Linked DNA regions of Mus musculus: region 1 is linked to region 2. Evidence: chromatin loops called from intact Hi-C (ENCODE). Cell type or tissue: gastrocnemius. All regions are shown on one strand. Links, peaks and the distances in the headings refer to the core of each region. The heading gives the core; the rest is flanking DNA.

Evidence for each region. Hi-C counts contacts between places; a loop is a spot of excess contacts. Peaks named below come from ENCODE experiments on the same cell type or tissue, not always from the same donor. Only the 100,000 strongest peaks of a DNase experiment are listed, where the experiment ranks them.
Region 1: it touches region 2 in a loop (1.9-fold over the local background); 6 of 42 quality-filtered maps call a loop at or near these places.

The regions. Positions count from the first base shown.
Region 1 is chr19:36,889,181-36,894,877 of GRCm38, forward strand. Tnks2 (tankyrase, TRF1-interacting ankyrin-related ADP-ribose polymerase 2) reads left to right here. Exons shown (of 27, transcript NM_001163635.1): 26 at 712-868; 27 at 1,561-4,297. The coding sequence ends at 1,623. Among named protein-coding and RNA genes, the nearest start is that of Fgfbp3, 28 kb to the right of the region's middle. In gastrocnemius, for the core only: no CTCF peak of the experiment used is centred there; no DNase peak of the experiment used is centred there; H3K27ac peaks cover 2,275 bases.
Region 2 is chr19:36,830,663-36,836,359 of GRCm38, forward strand. It overlaps Tnks2 (tankyrase, TRF1-interacting ankyrin-related ADP-ribose polymerase 2), which reads left to right and starts at 3,570. Exons shown (of 27, transcript NM_001163635.1): 1 at 3,570-4,074. The coding sequence starts at 3,876. In gastrocnemius, for the core only: no CTCF peak of the experiment used is centred there; DNase peaks (open chromatin) are centred at 2,413, 3,034 and 3,541; H3K4me3 peaks cover 3,184 bases; H3K27ac peaks cover 3,960 bases.

The sequences.
Region 1 (5,697 bases), core at 492-5,491, 59 kb after region 2:
GCTGTGCTGTGCTGTGCTGTGCTGTGCTGTGCTGTGCTGTGCTGTGCTGTGCTGTGTGTGCTGTGTGTGCTGTGCTGTGCTGTGCTGTGCTGTGCTGTGCTGTGCTGTGTGTGCTGTGCTGTGCTGTGCTGTGCTGTGCTGTGCTGTGCTGTGCTGACAGAAGAGGTGGGATGTGTAAGAGTTAAAGGGCCCGGCCAACTTGTGTTATTCTTACTACCATTATTTTCCCACTAAGCTTAGGCTTTCTGTATTATGTTAGGAATTCCCTTCTGGGTAGGAATTACTATCATTTCTATTTTGAGCCACAAATCTATACTATTTAGGAGGCTACAATGTTTCAAATTCTGTAAATTGAATACTTAAATTTTACTTGCCTTCTGTGGTTGAGATTATTAGTAATAAGCAGTGTTCTCAGCTGGGCGTGGTGGTGCACGCCTGTAATCCCAGCACTCAGGAGGCAGAGGCAGGTGGATTTCTGAGTTCGAGGCCAGCCTGGTCTAAAAAGTGAGTTTCAGGACAGCAGGGCTATACAGAGCAACCCTGTCTCAAAAAACCAAAAAACAAACAAACAAGCAGTGTTCTCATACTTCCCCTGAGCTGTTATTGGAATACAGTACTAGAAATATGTTGTCTAGAAATATGTTATTAACATAGAGCTTTGCTGTTCTGGGTTTCTGTGTCCAGGGTAAAATTTTCCTTTTTATGTTTTAGGCAGCTGCTGTTTTGTCGAGTAACCTTGGGAAAGTCTTTCTTGCAGTTCAGCGCAATGAAAATGGCACATTCTCCTCCCGGCCATCACTCGGTCACTGGCCGGCCCAGTGTAAATGGCCTAGCATTAGCTGAATATGTTATTTACAGAGGAGAACAGGTAATTCACTTACATTTGTTTGTCTTTGACAGTGCATGGCTCTTACATGAACAGGACATGTTACCTTAACTGAATTTGGGTGGGTGGGGGGGTTGGGGGTAACTTCAGGTTTGAAAGTTAACAAAATGTTTGTCATAAGATTCTCAAAACCGGGCTGGAGCGCTGGGTGCTCTTCTAGATTACTCATGCAACTCATGGCTGTCTAACTTCAGTTCCAGGGGATCCAACACCCTCATACAGACTTACATGTAGGGAAAACACCAGTACACATAAAACTAAATAAATCATTTTTTAAAATATTTTCAAAATCAGAAAAGAACCATTGATATATCTAACCTATTCAGTTTTCAGTCAAATCTGTATCTTTTTCTTTTCTTTTTTTTTTTTTTTTTCTGTAAAATATAGCAATGATGTGTAATTTTTCCTGCAATAATTGACAAAGACCTAATAAAAAGCCAGTGTAAATCAGCATTCTAAGTCAAAGTATGTGGCAGAATTCCCTCTGTTACTGATAACAGACAAAAACATGTATTTACATCTCACCCTAGACCTACCTGCTTCTGAGGGTTGGAAGAGAACTGGGAAGATAGGAGTCAGTCGGGGAACAGTGGTTGGGTTGTGTAGGACTCAAGGCCATCTTGACATACAATAAAACACACTTGCTAACATTTGAACTAATCTTTCTTTTCCAGGCTTATCCTGAATATCTAATTACTTACCAGATTGTAAGGCCTGAAGGTATGGTTGATGGCTGAAACCAGTTCCCCCAGACGAAATGTCCTGAAGCAGCTGACGGCCTCTTAAGTTTCACTCCTTGGCAGGAAAACAATTCATGCTGACTACAGGCCTGTGGCACAAATGATAAAATGTGAACGAAGCCCAGCGTTGTGACTTGATGAAGCTTTAACAGTGTACAGTGTTTCTGAGTGTTTCCTGTTCTCAGCACTTTAACAGATGCCATTCCAGGTTCAACTGGGTTTGTCTGTCCTAAATTATAAACAGTTAACTTGAATCTTTTATACGTCGTGCATTGGTTCTAACAAAAATGGTAATCCCTCAACAGAACTCATTTTACTAATCAGTACTGTGTTCTTTAAAACACAGCATTTACACTGAATACAATTTCATTTGTAAAATGTAAATAAGAGCTTTTGTACTAGCCCGATATTTATTTACATCGCTTTGTACTATAAACTGTTCTAGAGCTGCAGCGGTTCACAGAGTATTTTCATATGTGTTGCTCATCCGTGTTTCATCTGTCGTCGCCTGACTGATCGCTACGTTTGATTCCAGAGGCTGCTCGGTTGCTAATAGAGAGTTAGTGGGGAAACATTGACTTAACAAATTTAATTTACTGATGGAAGCATTTCTCTATTAATAGAAATCTTTCTAATTTAAGAATTTTATGAATACTCTTGGAATTTAATTGGTGATGCCTTTGTGTCTAGAAGGCACACATCCCAGAGAGCTCTGGTGTGACGTGATGGGGACTTGTGGCTAGAGAAGATCTTCAATGGCCTTAAGCTCTGGGTCTTGCTCTAGAGAGGTCTCTGATGTCCTCGACCTCAGAGCAGAACTCTCTTCAAGTTTTGAAGATGCTAAGCCCCAGCTTCTGAACTCTTAGTGCTCTGATCGTGAACTGTAAGTGGACACGGGGAAGGCAATGGTGGATAATTTCCCAATCAGGTCTAATTACCTTAAATCTAAAACGGAGGAATAACAAGTGGAAATGGATAGGTTTTTTAAATTTAAGTTTTTCTTGATCTTATGGATATATTATAGCCAGTGTATTTATCATGAGTAAATACAACCTAAAACCATAGGTGTGAGTGTCTGTGTCTGTGGCAGCCTCTGGAATGGGCAAGCCTAGTGCTTCCTACTTCTGTCAAGGCATTCTGCCCAGTTGGAAAAACACTGTCACAGGCTCAAGTTCAGTATGGCAGCTGTGGAAGAAATTACTTTCCATGAAAGGCTATTTTTACTATTCTCTAATGTAAGCCTTACACTTAGCATCTTGCATTGCACAGAGACCTGCCGTACTGCATGGCGGTACACTCAGAAATCAAGGAGAGATTTTTATCCACCTAAGTTTTTGTAAATGAGGATGTCCTCTTCACTCTCTGTACACTTTCTCTTTGTTTTACATTTTATTTGGTCTCTTAATTACCTACCTGGTCCTTTATAGAATCTTGTACATAGAGTTGCTTGAAAGTTAAGTTTCCCATCCTGTGAGTTAAGAGAAATGTATGTCTGGAGTTGTTCCTAAGATGTGAATTGTGGTCAAGGGTTAAGAGGTCAAATCCTGACCTAGAAATGCTTTTATACAGCTCTCTGCTAACTACAAATATCCTAAAATCATTTCTTGAACATAAAAGGAGTATGCCAAATTTTATATAAATTTTTCAGGTTCTGTAAGCTTCTGGGTTTTATAGTTAAAAGATAATGAAGTTAATTAGTGGGGTTTATATTTACGTACTTTTCAAAGTTTGGCCTATGTTACTCTGTGTGGATCTGGAATTGTTTTTCATGTAGAATCATGGTCTGGTTATGACCCGTGTTACCTCCTAACCCATTGCTTATGTGTGTTCCCATTGTGGTCAATACGCTGGCATGGCAATGTTTATTGGGAGCTGGGAGTTTGGGGGTGTGGTTTAGTGCTTTGCATGAAATACCTTTATAATAATGGAATTGCTTTTTCTTTTGCCTTGTGATTTTTTTTTGAGGTGAAATTTAATTTGTGTATGTGTGTGTGTGTAGTGTTCTGCCCATCTGAGTGTCTACTTGTATCACATTCCATGCCTCACTTAATTCTTAATAAACTGTTTACTTGTTTTCTGGGTAGCATGGTAATTCATTGAAATTACAGTAAATCGTAATTGCAAGAGAACAGTGTAGTTTTGAGTCTAATCGTGACAGGGTGCAGCATAAATGTAAGATGTAGAATGTGGTGGCCATACTTGCTCAGATGCTTCATGATGAAGGTAAGATGTGTTTGGCGTCCACACCATCCAGTATGACTTTGGTAGTCCTTAAAATTCATTCACGAAAATCAGTCTGCTTAACTTACAAAGAGAAATATATTTTTGTTTTCTATGTCATAAAAACATTCTTGATAAGTTTCCAAATCCCAGTTAGTCATATTTTTTCTCTAAAAGGAAAAAAAAGTAGTGTATTTTATATTTCCATATGCTAATGACATGTCTGTAATTAGTCTTCAGTGTTCCATAAGAAGAGAGTGATGGTACAAGTATCCCTAAGTATCACTTTGAAGTCTACATAAACTGCTTTATCTTCCTGCTTCTTTTAAGATGATACTGAAGTGTTTGCTTGCTGTTTGCTGAGCGTGCATGCCCACGTATGATGTGATCCAGTTGTTTGAAGATTGAGGCAAGAAAACATGCAAATAAACTTCCCAAAGCTATTAACTAATAGTTCTCTTGATTGTGCCTTTACCTCTGTCTTAGAGTTTCATTGCTGTGATGAAGCAATATGATGGTAGCAACTCTTATAAAGGAACACATTTAATTGGGTCTGGCTTAATGGTTTCAGAGGTTTAGCCCATCATCATCATGAGAAGCATGCAGGCCAGCTTGCTGCAGGAGCTAAGAGTTCTTGGCAGGCAGGCAGCAAGGAGAGACTGTCCCACTGGGATGGCTTGAGCATATATGAGACATCAAAGCCTGCCTCCACGGTGACATACTTCCTCCAACGACAAACTACTTCAGCAAGGCTACACCTGCTAATAGTGCCGTTCCCTGTGGGCTAAGCACTCAAACACAGGAGTCTGTGGGGTCCATTCCTTTTCAACCACCACGCTTCCTGACCTGCCCAGACAGCAGTGGTTCCCCTCACAAGAACTGTTAGGAAGGACGAGAGGACTGCCCTTCACTATCTCCCAGTCCCTGTACACACCCTGTGTTTCCTGGCTCATGTGGGTTGTGGCCTGAAGTAGTTACCATCTTGGATGACTTCTATGTGTCCTCTCCATTTAGTCACTTATAGTTGCCATTCCCATAACACAGATATGCAGGGAGCCCTCAGAAAGGGGTACCAGCATATCCCAGAGCAGTCTACACAAAAGTAAGGTCTGCTAATGGGCTTGAAATTTCTTTTATAAAATTACTGATTTGCAACAGACTAGAAATTGTAATTTGAGTCAGGTGTGGTGCACACCTTTAATCTAAGCACCCAGGAGGCAGAGGCATGTGGACCTCTTGAGTTCAAGGACAGCCTGGCCTTGTCTACAAAACAAGTTCTAGGGAAGACACAGAGAAACCAAGTCTTGAAAATCAGAAAGTACTTTAAGTCTAAGAACCAGCGTCTGAATGAGGGGAACCTGACTCGGTTTGCTGTCTTTCACGTATACATGCAGACGAGCACCCGTCCCTGTCACATATTTACTGGGTTACATGTTTTGGGTTTTTAACCCAGGCTGCTCTCAAATTCAGTTATACCTCAGCCTCCTTGATGCTAAGATTACCTATGCCTAGCAAGTGTTATGTGGGCATACACACAGGCAATGCACCCATATGCATAAAGAAACCAAAGCTCTGAGAAACTAAAAGGCAGCTCAACCCTTCATTTCCCTCAGAACAGAAGGAACACAAGGTAGGAAGATTATGGCACCTAATTTTACCAGTGGTGACTGTCATTCCTAGCCTCAAGAAGAATTCGGGGTTAACAGGGATTGATAGCACTTGGCATGTACTATTGCCAGGGATTTATGTGGGTGGGGCATGGCTGCTGCTGGGAACTGATCTACTTTGAGAATCAGAAAAATAAGGGAGACAGTCCTGTCTCATACAAGCTCTGAACATGCAGTGGTGTGT
Region 2 (5,697 bases), core at 498-5,497:
CTGGGATTTGAACTCTGGACCTTCAGAAGAGCAGTCGGGTGCTCTTACCCACTGAGCCATCTCACCAGCCCAATTTTTTTTTTTTTAAAGTATAGAATAGAGTTTATTCAGGGCATGGGAGGGGAGTTGAGAAGGTAGTAGACACAGAGAAAGGGGGGATGTGAGGAGAGAGAGAGAGAGAAAGAGGAAGAAGAAGAGGAAGAGGAAGAAGAGGGAGGAGGAGGAAGAGGAAGAAGAAGAAGAAGAAGAAGAGGAAGAAGAAGAAGAAGAAGAAGAAGCAGCCAATCATGAGCACGTGGAAAGAGAGGGGAGAGGGGAATAGGGCGTGGGGTGGGGAAGGGGTGAGAGGACAGAGTGGGAGCAAGAAGGCAAGAGTAAGAGATGACTTATTAATAATTATAAAAAGCCTAGGTCTTTAGCTTGGGCTATCTCCCAGCTAGCTTATCTAGCTTAATTTTACTAAAGAAACAAGATGTGCATGTAGTGGAAAGATCGAGTGAGGTACAGTGAGGAGGTAGCCATCTATAAGCCAAGGAAAAGGGTTTTGAGGAAACCAAAACACCAACCAACATCTTGATCTAACTTTTTTTTTTCGTTTTTCTTTTTTCTTTTTTCCAATTTTCTATTAGGTATTTTCTTCATTTACATTTCAAATGCTATCCAAAAAGTCCCCCCATACACACCCCACCCCCCGCCCCCTGCTCTCCTACCCTCCCACTCTCACTTCTTGGCCCTGGGGCATATAAAGTTTGCAAGACCAAGGGGCCTCTCTTCCCAATGATGGCCAACTAGGCCATCTTCTGCTACATAGCAGCTAGAGACACGAGCTACTGGTTAGTTCATATTGTTCTTTTTTTTTTTTTTTTGGTTTTTCGAGACAGGGTTTCTCTGTGTAGCACTGGCTGTCCTAGAACTCACTTTGTGGACCAGGCTGGCCTCGAGCTCAGAAATCCACCTGCCTCTGCCTCCCGAGTGCTGGGATTAAAGGCGTGCACCCCACCACGCCCCACTTTTTTTTTTTTAAAGGAATTTAAAACATCTATTTTGTGGTGTTTTGCTAAGGCAGCTCTCTGCAGGAATACAAGTGAACCCGTTTTGTCTTTGTAAGCTGGCTTCTCTTACTTAACATTATGCCCTCAGTAATCACCTATGTTGGGGCACAAGATAAGATTCCTTCTTTCCTGAAGCCTGAATGTTCTTCCTTGATATGCATTCATCACATTTCATAGTCATCCATTCATGGAACAATTGGATTGTTTATAACTCTTTGCTTTTGTGAGGATTGTATTATGAACACGATTGCAGAACGATTTGAGATCCTGGTTTCAAACTATTTGACTATATCTACCCAGAAGTAGAGAAGATGGTAGCTTTATGTTGAAATTTTTAATTAATTAATTTTTAATTAATTTTATGTTGGGTGTTTTGTCTGCACCATGTTTGTGCCTGCTGAGGGCCACAGATACCAGGATTGGTGCTATATGATTGTGCACCACCTTGTAGCTGCTGGGAATTGAACTCAGGTCCTAAGTAAAACAGTGCCCTGAACCACTAGACCATCTCTCCAGTCCCAATGTTTAGTTTTGTAAGGAACTACCAAGTGTTTCCTGTAATAATACACATTTTATGATCACATTAAGAGTGCCAAAACGATTCTAATTTGTCCATCTCACCAACATTTGTTGTTTGCTGTTTGTTTGCTTTTAGAACAGCCATCCTAATATGGTTTCTTTGTTAACTTCATTTCTCTAGTAATCAAGTGTTTTAAAAACAAGTTAGGCTGGGCTGTGGTGTTGTACGCCTTTAATCCCAGCACTTGGGAGGCAGAGGCAGACAGATTTCTGAGTTCAAGGCCAGCCTGGTCTACAGAGTGAGTTCCAGGACAGCCAGGGCTACACAGAGAAACCCTGTCTCGAAAAAGAAAAAAAGAAAAAAACAAAAACAGTTAGGGTTGAGGAGATAGATCAGTGAGTAAGTGATGCTGTATGATGTTGTTTAGATACACATATTGGGAGGAAATACATAAGCAGAAATCACTAAATAAAAAATTATAAAAATTGGGAATATATTTGGCAAGTCGATGAAATGAAGAAAAATGAGACAATCATAGTAGTAAGGTTCTAATCCTTAGGTATATTCATGAATAGTTATTTAGTAATAGGGATCAATTTAAATTTACACTAAGTAGTCTAAGAACATAATGGAATAAACATATAAGAAGGTACATTTACTAAAATGCTCAAGAAGTGTCCCTGCTTTTCTCCCACAGAAGTGAGTCAACGCTCCCTAACAAAAACTGGATTTCCTGAAAAACAGGTTAAGTAATTCACAGGGGAAATGCTTGTCAGCGTGCCAAAAGTCAGCACTTTCTTGCAAGCAAAATCTCTGTATTCCTTTCTTTCGGGTTCCTGAAACAAGATGTCACTACTACCTTAAACACAGCTAACATTCTTTCCAGGCTCCGCCCAACAGTTACCTGGCAACAGCCAGGTAGGCCTGGCTGTTTGTCCCCCTTCTCTCTCAGACTCTTCTCCTAACCCCTTTCTCCCTCTCTCCCATCCCCCCTCCCCCGTCTCTCTCCACGTGTTCCTGGCCGGCCTCTCTTCTTTTTCTCTCTTCCTCTGTCCTTCTCTGCCTCTACTCTCTTCTCTACTCCCCTTCCCATGCCCTAAATAAACTCGATTCTACACTACACCCGTATGGCTGGTACCTCAGGGGTAAGAAAGGGATGTTTCAGCATGGGCCTGCCCAGGAATCCTTCCCACCTTACCAGACCTGGCTCTACAAAACACATCCTTGTTGTTGTTGTTTTTTTTTTTTTAATAAAACACAATAAACACGAAAATGAATTGTGCACTTGTATTCTTTGATCAGAGAGAGAGAGAGAGAAACTTCGGAAAACTTTGATGTGTATGCTTTGTATCAGCACCTCGACCACATCCGGTGCAATGCTGATTTATGTATAGATCCTCGTCAGCGCTGAGCTAATAATTTACTATGGGAAGCGGAGCTAATCACAGCCACCCCACCCCCCAATTGTTGCTTTAGAATTGAGATGAACTTTCTTCGCTTTCTTGATTTATCTGGGGGCCGCTCATCCAAACTTCTCAGTAAGCGTAACGGATTCATTTCTGAGAAAACGCTTATAAGAAAAACAAAAGCAGATGCGGAGAGTTAAGGGAAGAGACACTGTAAAGAAGGCAGGAGGGGGAAGGGGTGAGAAATCTCCCAGGGGGAAGGTACGGAAGCAACACTGCAGAGATTTTCACGCTAAAACTTGCACAAGAAAATGCATAATCAGAACAAAACTTCCCAAGATTCGTCTTCGGTGTCTGAGCAATGAAACTCGTCTCGAGAAGTGTAGGCTTTAATAAAAGAAAAGGCAGCAAGACCTCTCGTTTTTAGCAGAGGCTCTGTAAAGATGGCGGTGGGCCGAAGCCCCTTCTCTTTCCGCAGCCAAAGGCTCTCCCTGCACATTTCCCACAAACCCCTCCGCGCGGCCCCGCTTGCCCAAACTGGCCCGGCCGGAGAGCAGCCACTGCGCACGCGCGAGCCGACGTCACGCGCGCTCCCAGGACCCGACCGAGCTGGCAGGAGTGGTCTCGGCCGCTTCCGCCGTCGCGTCGCTTCGGGGCTCGGCGAGCGGGTTCGCGCTGCCTCCACCGCGGTGGGGCAGCCGGGGCTCACGGAGCCGAGCCGGGGGCGCGCGGCGACGCGGCCATGGGACCGTGCCGACTCTGGTGACAGCGGGGAGCGGAGCGGCCCGGGCCCTGAGCGCGTCTCCTGCGGGGGGCCTCGCCCTCCTGCTCGCGGGGCCCGGGCTCCTGCTGCCTTTGCTGGCGCTGCTGCTGGCGGCGGCGGCGGCGGCCCGGATCATGTCTGGCCGCCGCTGCGCCGGCGGGGGCGCGGCCTGCGCGAGCGCCGGGGCCGAGGCCGTGGAGCCGTCCGCCCGCGAGCTGTTCGAGGCTTGCCGCAACGGGGACGTGGAGCGAGTCAAGAGGCTGGTGACGCCCGAGAAGGTGAACAGCCGCGACACGGCGGGCAGGAAGTCCACCCCGCTCCACTTCGCCGCAGGTAAACGCGGGCCCCGCGGCGCCTCCCGCACGCCCCACCTGCAGGCTCGGGCTTGCAGGCCGCAAGCCGCGCGGCGCTGCCCTGTCTCCGACCTTTCCCCAGGACTCTCACCCTGGCCGCCCGCCCTCCTCTCTCGGGGCTCGTGATGAGGGTGGGGTGAGCGTGCTCTCGGGAAGTTGTTTTTGAGGTTATGGGGTTTTTTGTTTGTTTGTTTGTTTGTTTGTGTGCTGGGAGGGGGGAAGCTTTGTTTTGTTTTACTGTATCAACAATACCTGCCCCGACTTCCGGTCTTATTACCCCGGAGGGCCTCTGCACACAAGAAAGGCTTAGTAGACCTTGTGATTTGAAAGAGTAATTATCTCCAAAAAATGGACCCATGTTTGCAAGTTTCATCGACACTCTTAGTAACCCCTTAAGTTCTAGCGGCCGTCATAAACTGAAATTTTAATTTAGGAGTTATTTTATTAGCTATTGGCTCATTAGAGTTAATTGGATTAGGTTTCTGGAGAGACTAAAACCGGAAATGGGCATGTTTGGGAGACCTGAGATCTACTTAGGTTGTGTGTGGGTGGCCTCTGCCTTACTCCCGCACAAGTCGGGATGGAAAGTGAGCTGAGAGACAAGATAGGACACGCACTTGAGCTTGGATCTAGGATTTTGAGTCATCCTGAGATTTATTGTAGATAGTTTGGAGTTACTTTTAACTACTGGGTTCTCTTTGTGGTACCAGCGTGTTGAAGTTTGCTTGTTGAGGTATTTATTTGAAAAGGCCAGGGATGGGAACCAACTTAATGATTATTCATGTTAAGGACAGTTTGTAACTTTTTAACCTCATAATCAAATAAGATCCTCTTAGCCTGGTAACATTTGATACAGTGTGCATCAGAATTGTTTAGCAGTTCTTTATATTTAAAAAAAAATTTTAGTTTCTTGTGTTCCTTAGGGGCAAAAATGGTAGACAAAAGAGTATAAAAAAAGATTTATTGTTTGTTTGTTTACAGGCATTGATTTTACAGTTCTTCCAATTGTAGGTCTGTTTGCTTTGACCTGTCCCTATTTTAAAATGTATGTACTGTCAGAAATCATGCCTCCTTAATTGATTGCCGGTTTGGGAGCAAGGGAAAAGTTTGGGAAAACCACAATTGGGCAGAAGAGAAATTTGCCTGTGGGCACTGAGAAGTGAGAGCATGAAGCCAAATCTCTGTTAGCAGTGTTGCCTTGCTTCAGCTAGTTTGAATTGTCTTGCTTGACCATTTAGCCAACCTATTTGGCAAATGGTCACAACCAAGTGCTAGATAATCCAAAGGGGTAATGTTACTTAGATTATGTACGCTTGATAAAAATAGCCAAGGTCGATCTTAGTTGCCACCTTTCAAGAATTTAATGTATTAGTGAGTTCATGTCTGAAAATAGTAGTATTTTGAGGTGCGGGTTGGGGACTTATGGTGTGACCTTGTTGCTCCCACACCATCCCACCCTCAGCTCTGCTCCAGTATGCCCCTCCCCCACCCACACGGATGGAATATAAGACCTTGCACATGCCAGACAAGTGTTCTGGCCTCTGAATGAGGTAGATTAGACCCTACCCCTGCCTCAACATATTAAGGAATATTTTACATGTAT